2 separate regions of the Mus musculus genome follow, and region 2 is linked to region 1. Evidence: chromatin contacts called from ENCODE Hi-C or POLR2A ChIA-PET data. All regions are on one chromosome and are shown on one strand. The core of a region is the stretch at or near the end of the contact, and the rest is flanking DNA. Distances in the headings are between cores, read along the strand shown. Region 1 holds the start of Sphk2 (sphingosine kinase 2). Region 2 holds the start of Lmtk3 (lemur tyrosine kinase 3).

Region 1 (6,326 bases), core at 1,113-3,612:
TCTTAGAGCCAGTCGCGTGACACCTTGTGTCAAACAAACCCCAGAAAATGATCGACACAGGTGGAGACCATTCTGGAATGAACCAGGCTCGGGAGGCTCATGGACTTACAAACTGATTTGGACGACAGCCTTCCTGGAGGAAGAATGAGATTAACATCCCAGGAAACCACCATGTGACAAGACAGCCCCAGAAAGCAGCATAGGTAAGGGAAAGCATTGGAAACCCAGAGCTGGGAAGGAACTGAGGGCCAGGAAAAAAAGAGGTGGACAGAGACAGGCAAGGAAAGGGCGGCAGGAGACACAATCGGGTGTATGGGTGTGTGCGCACAAACACTGGTGTCTAAATGTACCTCTCACACGCTGGTCTAAATGTACCTCTCACACGCTGGACAAAGCGTGCTCACACTAACCTACACTCTGTTAAGGCAGGGACAAAACTTCTTAGGCAAAAAATAAGAGGAGGAGGGAGTCTGCTTATTGCCAAATACCCCTTGCATCGCATCCACAGCAGCATTCGCCCCAGATAACATGCCAAGAGGTGGAGCTCAGGGAGATGCAGAACCCGGGATACAGCCAGAGCGCCGCGAAAACCCTGACCAAAGAGGCTGAAACGGGAACAGGAAAGGGGAAACGCTAACTCACCCAAACTGAGTGACCTCGCCCTGCGGAGCCCTCAGAAGCCCAGCTGAGAGAAAAGGACTGCTCACCCTGCCCCCAGGGGAAGTCTGGGGCCAGCGGCAGAAGGGCCCTGACAGACATTATCACCCCTGGTATGACAACCACAGACTTCAGACCAGTGCTTCTCAACATTCACGATGCTGGGACCCTTTAATATAGTTCCTTATGTTGTGGTGATCCCCAAACATTTCATTGCTATAACTGTAATTTTGCTACTGTTACAAACTGTAAATATGTGGTATACAGGATAGCTGATATACGACCCTGTGAAAGGGCCCAGACCCACAGGTTGAGAACCTATTCTGTAGCTAGAGCCTTACCTGGTTCCATTGCCCCTTGGATTTAGGTGTCCAGTGGGCACCCAGGCCTCTGCTGTCACAGCAGGGCTTGAGCCCCAAACTGGAGGCCATGTATGTATAGGCGGTTTTCGTAAAGAGTCTTGCTAACTCCCTGTGCAGGGCCAGGTTGGGGTTCTGAAGAGGAGGGCACATTGCAGGCTCAGTATCCCAGAGCCTGCTTCTCTCATCCAGCTGGCCTGTCTTGTACTACCCAAGTTCAGGTACTCCATACCAAAAGAGTGAAGACACTTTCAGGGAAGACACCCTAAAAGGGAGTCTTTTTCATCACTCTCTTTTTCCAAACAAGGAAAAAAAAGCAAAACAGAAAATCACTTACCCAAGATCACAACTTTAAATGGCAGAGCCAGGCCAAGTGTTGAAAGACGGTGATCCCAGCTACTTCGGAGGCTGAAGCAGGAAGAGTGAGTCAAAGCCAGCTGGGGCAACTTTGTGAAACCTTGACTTAAGGGGCGGGGGGGGGGGTGAGTGGGGGACAGAGCTGGCACTAGAACTAGCTTACTAAATGGTGAGGTGCCAACTGTTCAGTTTTGTATCTTTGTCTCTCCTTCTGCCCGGGGTTCCCTCACCATTTTTCCTTCTCACCCTCGGGCCTCCACACCTCCAACCACCGTCATGGTCTCTATTTCAGTCTCTCTGGAGCTTGTTATCTACCCGCTTTCCAAACCGGGAGTTCTGCGTGCCTTCTCTGCACATCAATATGTACATCGAAAATGTTGGGCCAGTTCAACCAGTCTGGTTTAGGAAGGGGGAAAAAAAAAAGGGCTGTCCCTAAGGACGAAAACAAAGGAGAGATCCGAGAAGAGGTCATCTTTAAGGGCAGGGGGAAAAGCTCAACACAAAATATTAAATAATAATAATAATAAGGTATTATGGGTTGAATAGCAGCAAGAAAGTCTCGGGTGAGAGATCTAGTAGGATTTCCTGAACTTCAGTTCTGTTTAGTAAGTTGAGCATAAGGAAAAGGCAGCCGAGAATTTAAGGAAGTGTGAGATGAGCTTTTTCTTCAGGGCGGGATAAGCCTCACCTCCGACACACAGCCCACCGGGTCCTCCGCGAGCCACCGAGAAGCGGTCGGCGTGCGGCCAGAGAGTCACCACGCGACTCGTCCAGCAAGCTCCGATCATGTCTCTGATTCTCCGGTCCCTTTACCCCTGGAGAGTGTTAGAGCAGGGACGGGGAAAGGCCAGAGAGGCTCCGGGTCCCAGCCCTTTCCTCAGGCTGACTTCTCTTTGGTTCTGGAAGCCTCGGTTTACTCGGTCCTCCCACATACCATCGAGAAACCCAAATTGTGGTAGAGCTCCGCGTCGCGCTCATGTGACGTCACCCGTGCACCACAGAGACGCCAGTTCCGGATAGAGTGTCCCGCATTGCGTCACGAGTGCGTCTCGCAGGCCGCTCTTTCCCCGCCCACTCCGGCGCGGTTCCGTCTTTCCGGACCTGGCCGAGCAGGAGGCGCCATCATGGTAAGCTCGCTGAGCGGTCTCCCCGAGTGGCCCATCCGCTGCCATCCTCAGCAAGTCCCGCTCGTAGCGCGACGGAGGGGTGCAGGCGGTGCCAAGGGGAACTGCGGGACAGGCTAGGGCCTTCGATCAGAACTTGCCGGAGCCGGTGGCCGGTCCCGGGAGCCTCCCGAGGCTCGTCGTCTTCCTTACAAAGTTTGGCTCCATGAGCCAGGCTGATTGCAGCTCCCAGTGAGTCCAGTCCGGCCTCGAGCCCACGGCCGCTCCCTCGCACCAATCTTTCGAGTGCTGCGTTTCCAAGCGGGACCGCTGCTCCCAGTGTCCCTGTTTCTTAACTTGCCATTGGGAAGTTGAGTGCTACGATGAGCGGAGCCACTACACGTTGCCGGGTTTGGGGACAAGCGTACGTCAGTCCTTCCCGGAACACTGCTCCTAGTGTGTTTGGTGTGTAGTAATCCTGTCCCTGCCTTGTATGTTGGGAAGACGTTTATGAAGAGCCTTGAAGGTGCAATGAAACCGCTGTTAGTATCAGTAACTACTTCAGGATGCTAACAGCTTGGAAAACGAGTGGGGGATAAAATTAACCCGAGCACTTGGTCTTTCTAGGGTTGATTTGAAGGACGTAGTGTAAGGCTTTGTCACAAACACGTCTCCACGTCTAGAATGTACTGTTGGCTTCTTTTTGACTGTTTTTCAGATTGGGAGCTAGTTTTGAGAACATAAATAAAAGCTAACATCTTTACAGGGATCTGAACTCTCATCCATACTGGGCCCAGAACCAGGGCCTTCACATGCTAAGCAAGAGCTGAGCTCTAAGGGACTCTGAGCCAGCAGCCGCTTGTCTTGTGCAGCTCAGTTTTTACACCGAGACAGTGTTTCAATGAGTTTCTGGACTCTGGGAGGAATGGTCCCAAGCCGAGACAAAAACATCACTTGTGTGTGTTAAGTGAACTTGTCAGGGGTGGGACATGTCTTCTTCCTCTAGTTTGAATCCTTTGAGGTTTGAATTGTCGACTAAGTAGCCTAAAAGTTACAGGTACGAACAGGTATAGATATCATCAAAGATATAGGGCAGTGGTTCTGACAATTGGCTCTATGGTGGTTCACCTCCCTCAGGGTGTTGACATTCGCCACAACAAGGACCGAAAGGTTCGGCGCAAGGAGCCCAAGAGCCAGGACATCTACCTGCGGCTGCTTGTCAAGGTAAGCCCGGGGTGCTACGCCATCTTACAGCTCCCAAAGTGAGTGGGGTGGGGAGAGGGGGGAGCCTGGACACAGTGCCCCAACCCCCCACATCACCAGGAGTTGAGCGGGATGGGAGAGCTGTGGAAGGGTCCTGGCTTGGGGGTGGCGCAGGCAGTCCCATGCTCAATCTTTTCCTTTCCCTTGCAGCTGTACAGGTTTCTGGCCAGACGGACCAACTCCACCTTCAATCAGGTTGTGCTGAAGAGGTTGTTCATGAGCCGAACCAACCGGCCACCTCTGTCCCTGTCCCGCATGGTTAGTAGTCAGCCAGAGGGCGCTTCACATGTTTGGGGGCGGTGGGGTAAGGCCAGCAGAGGATGCGGGCCTCTGTGCTTTGGTCTTTTTCTACCTGGGGATTTCTCTGACCTGGGTCACTTCTGGGGTTGGAAAGAAAGATTTCAACAATCAGTCATAGCTGGCAAGCTCTTGGGGCCCTGTCACTGGGGGGAGGTCGGCCTCAGCCAGTGGAGGTCTTGGCTGTTTGGTCTTCCCGGTGACAGCTTGGCACAGAAAGACTTAACATGCTTGCCCCCATCAGATCCGAAAGATGAAGCTTCCTGGCCGCGAGAACAAGACTGCCGTGGTTGTGGGGACGGTCACAGATGATGTGCGGATTCTGGAAGTTCCCAAGCTGAAGGTAAGTGACCAGCATGGGCCAAAGGGACATGTCTCCAGTCAATTAGGGGGCTTTGCTATGTGCCAGTGGCACCCTGCCATGGGAGCTGTAATCAAAGCTGCTCTTCGTTGTGTCCCCTCACCACTGCAGAATGATGCTTTGGAGTCTGTTTGCCCTGAAAGCATTGAGGATGCTTGCCATCCACTGGGGAGACTTTAGTGGCAGTTGTTTATCAGGGTCTGCTACCGGGGGTGGGCCGTGACAGTCCCCACAGCCTCTGGTGTGTGCCTTCTCAGGTGTGTGCACTGCGGGTGAGCAGCCGGGCCCGGAGTCGCATCCTCAAGGCTGGGGGTAAGATCCTCACCTTTGACCAGCTGGCCCTGGAGTCTCCCAAGGGCCGGGGCACTGTGCTCCTGTCTGGTCCTCGGAAGGGCCGAGAGGTGTACCGACATTTTGGCAAGGCCCCAGGAACCCCACACAGCCATACCAAGTGAGTATCAGAGCTTTGGCTTCAGGTAGTTGTTACCCATAGTGGCCACTAGGATGTCAAGTTCACTTGGGTGGGGGGTGGTCACAAATCTGGGCTAGCCAGGGCCTCTGCCACTTCTGAGGGGTGAGTGGTTATTGCGAAGGCTCTCAGAAGGTTTCCAGTATGACAGGAACAGGTCCTAGTGCCAATGAGCTGGACTTCTCTAACCTCCCTCCTTTCCCCACAGACCCTATGTCCGTTCCAAGGGCCGGAAGTTTGAGCGCGCCAGAGGCCGAAGGGCCAGCAGAGGCTACAAAAACTAACCCTGGATCTTAACTGTTAATAAAAAAAACATTGGATGATGATGGTCCTCTGTGTTCATTCATGAAGTTGGAAAGGGGCAGGGTGGGATGAGGGCCACTAGTGGTGACAGCATTTGATTGGAAGTCAGCACAGACCCATTTTTGGGGAAGGGGGTGGGGCCTGCTCTGGGACCTGCCCTGCACCTGGGCAGCCCCTGCCTGTGCCCGAGCCCCGCCTGCTGGGTGTTGTGTTCACCTGTTTCCTCCTAGGATTAGCTTTTCCCAAGACCTTGGTGTTGGGGGATGTGGGGCAAGGCGTGGGAACAGGTGAGGCCCTGCCTGGGCCAGTCTCTGAGCAAGATGCCTAGTAGTCCCTCCCCCTCTGTTTGCACAAGGGGCTGTGTCCTGACAATTGCTCCCCGTTGGGTGGAGAGCTGCTCAGGAGGAAGTCGGAAGCTCCTGAGCTGGCCCTCAGACCGGGCCGAAGCCTGGGGTCTGTAGGTGGGGGGCCTGGCCTTCTGGATCGCGTGGTGCCAGTTGGCTGGAACCTAATTCAGCTTCACAGGTCCATAGTTCCTGTCCAGGAAGTAGAGTACAGCTTGGAGACTAAGGTTGGCAAGAAACCCAGGCTAGGTTCTCAATCGATCGGAGGACAGTACTCATGGCTGCTAACATCTCGGACTGGTTTTGAGGCTCACAGCCAAGGTAGACTTCAGACTTCAATACCTTGAAGATCCTCACTGAAGGAGACTGGCAAGTGTCTGGGGAGGAGTTGGGGGAGGGGGCAGGGGATAGGTTCTTTCTGACCCTATGACAGGCAGAACTGGGAGAGAGATTAGCCTGTGGGAGCTGGGGTGGTGGGCAAGAAAGTTTACTCAGACTCAGAAACTGCCTCTCCTGCTGTCCTACTGAGATTAATCTCCATGCAATGAAAGGGAGGAAAGAGTGGGTCAGATACCATAGATAAGCCAAAGTGGCAGGCAGTCGAGCCATTGGTCACAAGCAGTAGGGTGACCAAGGACAGGCAAGCAGCCATTTAGCAGAAAATGCTTAGGCTGATGGCCAGACCTGTCAGGGCAGCCAGGTCATCCTGACAGGCCTGGAACAGCCAAGAACCACCTAAAGCTGCCGTAGCTCCAAGTCACAGGTGGTCCTGCGGTTTGGCAGAGGCAAAATGGGAGATGGCTGACTGGCAGG
Region 2 (6,386 bases), core at 2,799-5,298, 67 kb after region 1:
CCAGGAATAAAATGGGGAACTAGGGGCAGATAAAAATGCCAGAACTAAGCTGAAGGAGGGAAAGATTTAGTGTGTCAGATGGTGACAGAGAAAGAAGGGTTCTGTGTGGGCTGTTGTGCGGGGACTTCCCTCCTTGTTCTAGCTACAAGGCCTACTCACATGTAAGCAGGGATTAATGCTCTGCTGTTTCGCCATGGCTGAATAATGATCCGTCCATCATGCGACCAGGTCATCTTGTCTGTCCACCCATCTGCTGACAGATGGGTGGACATTTGTGAATGGGGCTTGGGATTTTTAGTTTTGTTTCTGTTTGTTTGCTTTAGCAAAACAAACAGAAGGTTTTGTGTGAAGCACACCTGTAGTACAGACTTTTAATCCCAATGCTGTGGAAGAGAAGGTAGGCAGAGCTCTGTGAATTTGAGGCTGGGCAGGGGCACATAGTGAGACTTGTCTTTAAAAGAAACAAAACAAGCCGGGCGTGGTGGCGCATGCCTTTAATCCCAGCACTTGGGAGGCAGAGGCAGGCGGATTTCTGAGTTCGAGGCCAGCCTGGTCTACAGAGTGAGTTCCAGGACAGCCAGGGCTACACAGAGAAACCCTGTCTCGAAAATCAAAAAAAAAAAAAAAAAAAAAAAAAAAAAAAAGAAACAAAACCAAAAGCAAGCACAGACCAAGTCTTCCAGTAGCTTAGGCTGGCCTTGAACTCCTGCTCCTCCCGCACCTGTCTCTTGAGCTTGAACACTCCACGTGTGTGTTACCATGGCTCGAAAGGACAAGTTTTTATGTGGACTAGCTGGGTCTCATGGTGCCTGTGTTTAGCATTTTGAGTAACTGTCACACTGTTCCCAAAGGATGCTTTGCAGGCTCCAACATCAGGTGTGGGGGCTACTGCCCCATTCCTCTTGTCAATCTTCAAACTCTTCCTTCTGCCCGGCCAACGACAGTTAGTGGAGCTGCTGTCTCCCTTCCCTGAGCCCTGATTCTCACTGCAGTTGTCTGAGGCTGAGGTTCCACCGGAGTCAGCTTCTCCACAGCACAGCTCAGCTTCCTTCATCTGTTGCCAGGAGGCTGAGAATCAACCCGCATGCTTTGCATCCACTGTGCCCTGTGACACCACTCACTTCCTACTCCCCTGCAGTTTGGCTACACAGCATTCCATTGACCTCAGGATGTGCCAAGTCTGCCCACAGGGTTGTGCCCTCTGACAGCATTCTTTGACCCACTTCCCAGTTACCTCTTTCCCCTCCCCCATCTGTGCCTTACAGTCTCCTTCCCAGAGAAACCTGCCCCGAGTTCTTCCCACATTCGATCCATCTTCCTTGGAGAGTCCTTTCTACTTGTATGACAGATGGCCTGAGGGACTTGTGAAGATGAGGATGCTGGTGCCTGGCCATTGCTGAAGAGACTCCATGTAGCAGCTGACACTTGCAACCCTGGGACTTTGGAAGCTGAGGTAACAAAAGCTTGTTGAGAGTTTGAGGCCAGCTTAAAAGGTGAGCCTATGGGCTGGGGCTGGAGAGATGGTTCAGTGGTTAGGAACACTTGTTCTCACAGAGAGCCCGAGTTGCTGAGTGTGTTGTTCCATGCCTTTAATCCCAGCATTCAGGATCCAAAAGTAGGTAGACCACATTCTCTGACAAAGTTTTATTATAAAACTGGTAACAAAATATGTCCTAAACACACAGTTGAATGGTCCACAGGTGTGGTCTAGATGCCCATGTCAGAGCTCTGGGCAGGCACACGTGTACTGGGACAAAGAAGTTTTCTGGTCCTAGGGTTTGGATTCTGAACACAGCCTCAAGAAAATTCTTAGCATGTTCTCTTCAGGAGGTGCACTCTGCTGGCTCTACCTTACTCCATCCTGATGATGATGATGATAATAACAAACAAAGACAACAATATATCAATAATATAATACTTATGCATATTATTATTAAGTAATCGTTTCTAAAATGTGGCTTGGACCACACCTGTCATCCAAGCACTCAAGAGCCTGAGGCCAGAAGATTGTTCGTGGACGTCCAGAGCTAGAGTAAGTTCCAGTAGCGCTGGGATACAGTGAGACTCCGTCTCGACAAAGCAAATCCACACAAAACTTTGGTGGTGATTAAAGAGCTGGACATCATAGCCGGCTTCTTCCAGCAGTCCTGACTCCTGGCACACCGCTGAGCCAACCACATTCAAATACTCAAAAGTAAACATTTGTTGAGTGAACTTATGAACAAACGGCGGCGTCAATCTTCCCGCCCTCATTACTGGTAGCCAGTGCCCGCCCGGCCTGTCACCCTCAGGCTAAAACCCCCGCAGGTGGCGCAACGGACAACCTAAGCCTCCTCGCTAGACCAACAAGGACTGCATTTCCCAGAAGACTCTGCGCGGGCCCACGACTCCCTGTGAGCTTCTCTTTCTCCAGGCTCTGGTTCTTCAGTCAGGGGGTCCGCTTTGCGTGCTCACTCCCCGGTCACTGCAATCCCATTCCCTGTACCTTTCTGAACTTCCATTCCACGATGATCCTGCCTCAGTTTCTCCAGTGAGCCCCCCGCGAGGCTTCCCCTCCTCCCCGTGCCCCCAGTGAGCCGTGCTGCGCGCGCAGCTCTGGTCCAGCCTCATTGAGGGGACGAGTCGCAGGTATTCCTGGACCATGGAGACATCCTCGCCGAGGGCGGCAGTCCGCGCTTCCGGGTGTGTCTGCAGTTCTGTGTGCCGCCGCGTAGGGTGGGACCCCGAGACTGCAGCCTGGCACGTGATGTGTGTGTGTGTGTGTGTCTTGTCTGATGTGTCGGTGTCCCTGACGGCCAGGTTCCAGCCTTACCTCTGCCTATCCCCTGTTCTGTGCATGGGGCAGGTGACTGCCCCTCTCTGTGCCTCAGTTTCCTTACCTATACATTGGGCATGAAAAAAGAACCTGTCTTGGGGGCTGTTGTAATGATTGGAAGGTAATACTGTAAATCTTGGGAAACGCCTGGCGCAGAGTAAATCCTGCCAAGAATAAATACATGAAATAAACTACGCTTATGCATCTTTTGTGCCCATGTGTGTTGATGTCTGTGGTGTGAGACTGCAGTGGATAAGGAGTCCTCATAATCACGTCTAAAGAGTGTGTCCATTCATGCTGTCTATTTAGGTAGGTGGTGTGCCTTTGTGTGTAATACGTGTGCACAGGGCATGTTTGTACCCGTTCTATATTTGTGTTTTTGCATAAGCTATGTAGCTCTGCATGTATGAACCGTGTGTTCCCGTGTGCATGTATGTGATATGCATTTGTCCCTGAAGGTGAGCAATGTGCAAACCCCGTGCCTGCATACATGCATGTGTTGTTTCTGTATGCTCCATATGTGACTGACAAGCCTGTGTCTGTGTGCATGCAACTGGCTTTACGTGTTTGAGTTAGTGATTTCTGTGTGTTCTTTGTTGCCTGTGTGGAATATCAGTTTATGACAGCATGCCTCCTCATGTCCCAAAGGGTCTGAATGGATCTTTGTGATACCTCCCTATGTTTGGAGCTCTGTGTTGTATGTGTGCGTGTGCGTGTGTGTTCATGTGATGCTGGGTATTCCTGTGTGGCTGGGTGAATCTGTACCAACCAGAGTCTGGACTGCCTATGCATTCTCAGTGTGGTCTGTCCCTGTGTCTTTGTGTGTGACGTGTCCTTGTCTCCGTTTGCTGATGGCTGTCCACCTTTGTATGAGAGGCGCTTGTGAAGGTTCCTGTGACATGTCTCAGCTGTGTGTGGGCTGCGTGGGCTTGCTATCTGCATCTTAGCATGTAGCACACGTGTGGGCACCAGTGTTGTGTCACAGTGGTGTCAGGGCCACGCACTGTGGACCCTGCCCCCCTCCAAGGGTCTGTTGGTCTCTGTCTGTCCCTCCTCCCCCTCCCTATTCTCCCCTCCCGCCTGGCAGCCAATGCAACCGGGAACCAGTTGCCATGACAACGCTCCCTCCTTCCTCCTCCCACCCTTCCTCTGACAGGCTCTCTGCTCCCCCAATCCCGATTGTCCTCGGGGGCGGGGCCCTCGTTCTCTCCCCCCCCCATCTTCCCCTCCCCCCTACCCCAGCAACCCCGGCTCCCCAGCTCCTCTCCTCCGTCCGCCTCTCCATCCCTTCATCCGTCTGTCCTTTCGAGGAGGGGGAGGGGGGTATCAGAACCAGTAAGCAACCCCTCCCTCCCCCTGTCCTGCATCTCCCGCCCCTCTCCTGGGCTGAGGGAGGCCAGGGTTGAGCGGGTCCCCATGGCTGGGGGCTGAGGGCCCGCCCCCCCTCCTCCCCAGCCGCCGATTCCTCCACCTCCCTTCCATCCTGGACAAGATGCCTGCACCCGGCGCACTCATCCTCCTGGCGGCCGTCTCCGCCTCCGGCTGCCTGGCGTCCCCAGCGCACCCGGGTGAGTATGTCCAGCCGTCCGCGGCCCGCGCCCCACCCCCACCGGGTCCGCCCGGCACCTGTGCGCAGTCCCTGGGGACCAACGGGTCTGCAGGGCCAGGGAGACCAGCCAGGGCGGGTGGGGAGTGGGCTGCGGGCCGAGTGCGTGCTTGTGAGCGTGCATGTGAGCTCATGTGCACGCGAGTGCACACGGGTGCGCGGGGAGATGGAAGGCCGCGGCCTTTGGGAAAGAGAGAGACCCTATTTCTAAGGGGAACACAGCTGAGGCTTTGCAGAGACCCCTCCCTCAGGTCTGAGGCTGAGGCTAGAGAACAAGTCTGTGTTCCCTGTGTCTTTAAAAGAAACAGTTCTCAGTCACCCTTCAGGCGTGGGGTGGGCAGTGCGTTCAGCTCGGGGCAAATATCTGCCAACAGCCTGCTATTGGGGGAATGATGGTCATGAAGCTGTCTATGGTAGCATATTGTAAATTCTCAGAGCTCCAGGCCTCACTATTGCTGGTCACTGGAATGTATCCGGGTTACGGGATGCGTTTGGGGTGGGGGGTGGGTCCCAGTTTGAAACGATAGGAGGGACCCCACCCCCAACCACCTGGGAAGACCTTAAACTACAACTCCCACAATACGTTAGACCACCTGGCTCCCCTGCCAAGGAGCCCCTGGATTCGGAGCATCATGGGGGTTGTAGTCCAAGACTAGCCTAGGATGGGAGGGGCATGAGTCCGGTAGCCAGTGTCTTGAAGCCCAGACCCCAGCCTAGCCTTATGCCCACAGATGGATTCGCTCTGAGCCGGGCCCCTTTGGCTCCGCCCTACGCTGTGGTCCTCATTTCCTGTTCGGGTCTGCTGGCCTTCATCTTTCTCCTCCTTACCTGTCTGTGTTGCAAACGGGGTGATGTTCGTTTCAAGGTGAGGTGCCCTAGGACTAACCTGGGAGAAAGACCCCAGGCAGCAAAGAGACTGGAGGTCCCAGAGCACTCCCAAGACCTACGGCTTTGGGATGCGCACACTAGCGGAAATTGGGCTGGGATTTGAGGGACAGGTCTGTGGACTGAAGGGAGGCAATTAGGGCAGGATGGCGGCATCTCAGCACCCTCCTCCCGATGCTCCCATTCTTCACCTCTCGTACCCCAGGAGTTTGAGAACCCGGAAGGGGAGGACTGCTCTGGGGAGTACACCCCCCCTGCGGAGGAGACCTCCTCCTCACAGTCGCTGCCTGATGTCTATATTCTGCCGCTGGCAGAGGTCTCACTGCCAATGCCTGCCCCGCAGCCTCCACACTCAGGTACTGCTCCTTCCACCCCAGAATCCTGCGATCCCAACACTGAGGGCTTCCTTTCGTGGCTCAGGGAGGGGAGAGGGCAGAATGCAGAGCCCTAGATTCGTGGAAGTAACTTACAGGGAAGCCACACACACCATCTTGTAGAAAATCCCAGATCGAGAGAATCCTGCAGGATGGCCCTGGTGCCATCAGCCTAGATCTTAACCTGGGAGCCAGCCTATAAGCGGACTGGAGCTAGGGTTGCCAAAGGGAAGGGCTGATTGGGCTCTGGATCTCATGGGCAGCCAATGAGGAGGCTGGACCCTGCCATGGAATGTTGGAGACAGCCAATAAAAGGAGACTGTTGTCTACTCTGACCTCAGACCCCTCCCACTGTGGTGGTGTGGGGCATCTTTGATAGGAGAACTCAGGGCCTCCCCTCCCGCCCCCTCCTCAGACATCAGCACCCCCCTGGGCCTGAGCCGCCAGCACCTCAGCTACCTGCAGGAGATTGGCAGCGGCTGGTTTGGGAAGGTGAGGGGCCTGGGTGGGAGGCAGAAGGGTTATCCATACATCTCTGGCATGTGCTCCTGTTCTGTGTCTACCCCCATTTGTCATCTGCTCTTGGCCTCCCCAGCCCCATGCCCTGCAGCCTGCCCCTCCCACTCCCACCCACTCCCACCCACCTACCCCCACATCTGTCGGTCAGCGCCTCCCTCCTCACTCCATTGACCACTCCGCCTCGCCA

The links. Hi-C counts contacts between places; a loop is a spot of excess contacts on that map. ChIA-PET counts read pairs that join two places held with the same protein, here RNA polymerase II (POLR2A).
Region 2: POLR2A ChIA-PET joins it to region 1 with 10 read pairs in Patski. The contact joins the promoter of Lmtk3 here to the promoter of Sphk2 in region 1. A Hi-C loop is called at or near these places in 1 of 37 maps with a recorded cell type or tissue (left cerebral cortex). POLR2A ChIA-PET finds 5 or more read pairs at or near these places in 3 of 5 experiments (Patski and embryonic stem cell).

What each region holds. Positions count from the first base shown.
Region 1 is chr7:45,715,640-45,721,965 of GRCm38, forward strand. It overlaps Sphk2 (sphingosine kinase 2), which reads right to left and starts at 2,363. Exons shown (of 7, transcript NM_203280.3): 1 at 2,062-2,363; 2 at 1,354-1,424. It overlaps Rpl18 (ribosomal protein L18), which reads left to right and starts at 2,432. Exons shown (of 6, transcript NM_009077.2): 1 at 2,432-2,500; 2 at 3,614-3,700; 3 at 3,890-3,997; 4 at 4,281-4,379; 5 at 4,655-4,848; 6 at 5,075-5,196. The coding sequence starts at 2,498. The coding sequence ends at 5,150. It overlaps Fam83e (family with sequence similarity 83, member E), which reads left to right and starts at 5,581. Exons shown (of 5, transcript NM_001033170.4): 1 at 5,581-6,326.
Region 2 is chr7:45,781,299-45,787,684 of GRCm38, forward strand. It overlaps Lmtk3 (lemur tyrosine kinase 3), which reads left to right and starts at 4,049. Exons shown (of 15, transcript NM_001290990.2): 1 at 4,049-4,383; 2 at 5,153-5,286; 3 at 5,512-5,662; 4 at 6,096-6,172. The coding sequence starts at 4,308. It overlaps Gm5897 (predicted gene 5897), which reads right to left and starts at 3,169. Exons shown (of 2, transcript NR_153811.1): 1 at 1,971-3,169; 2 at 1,634-1,861.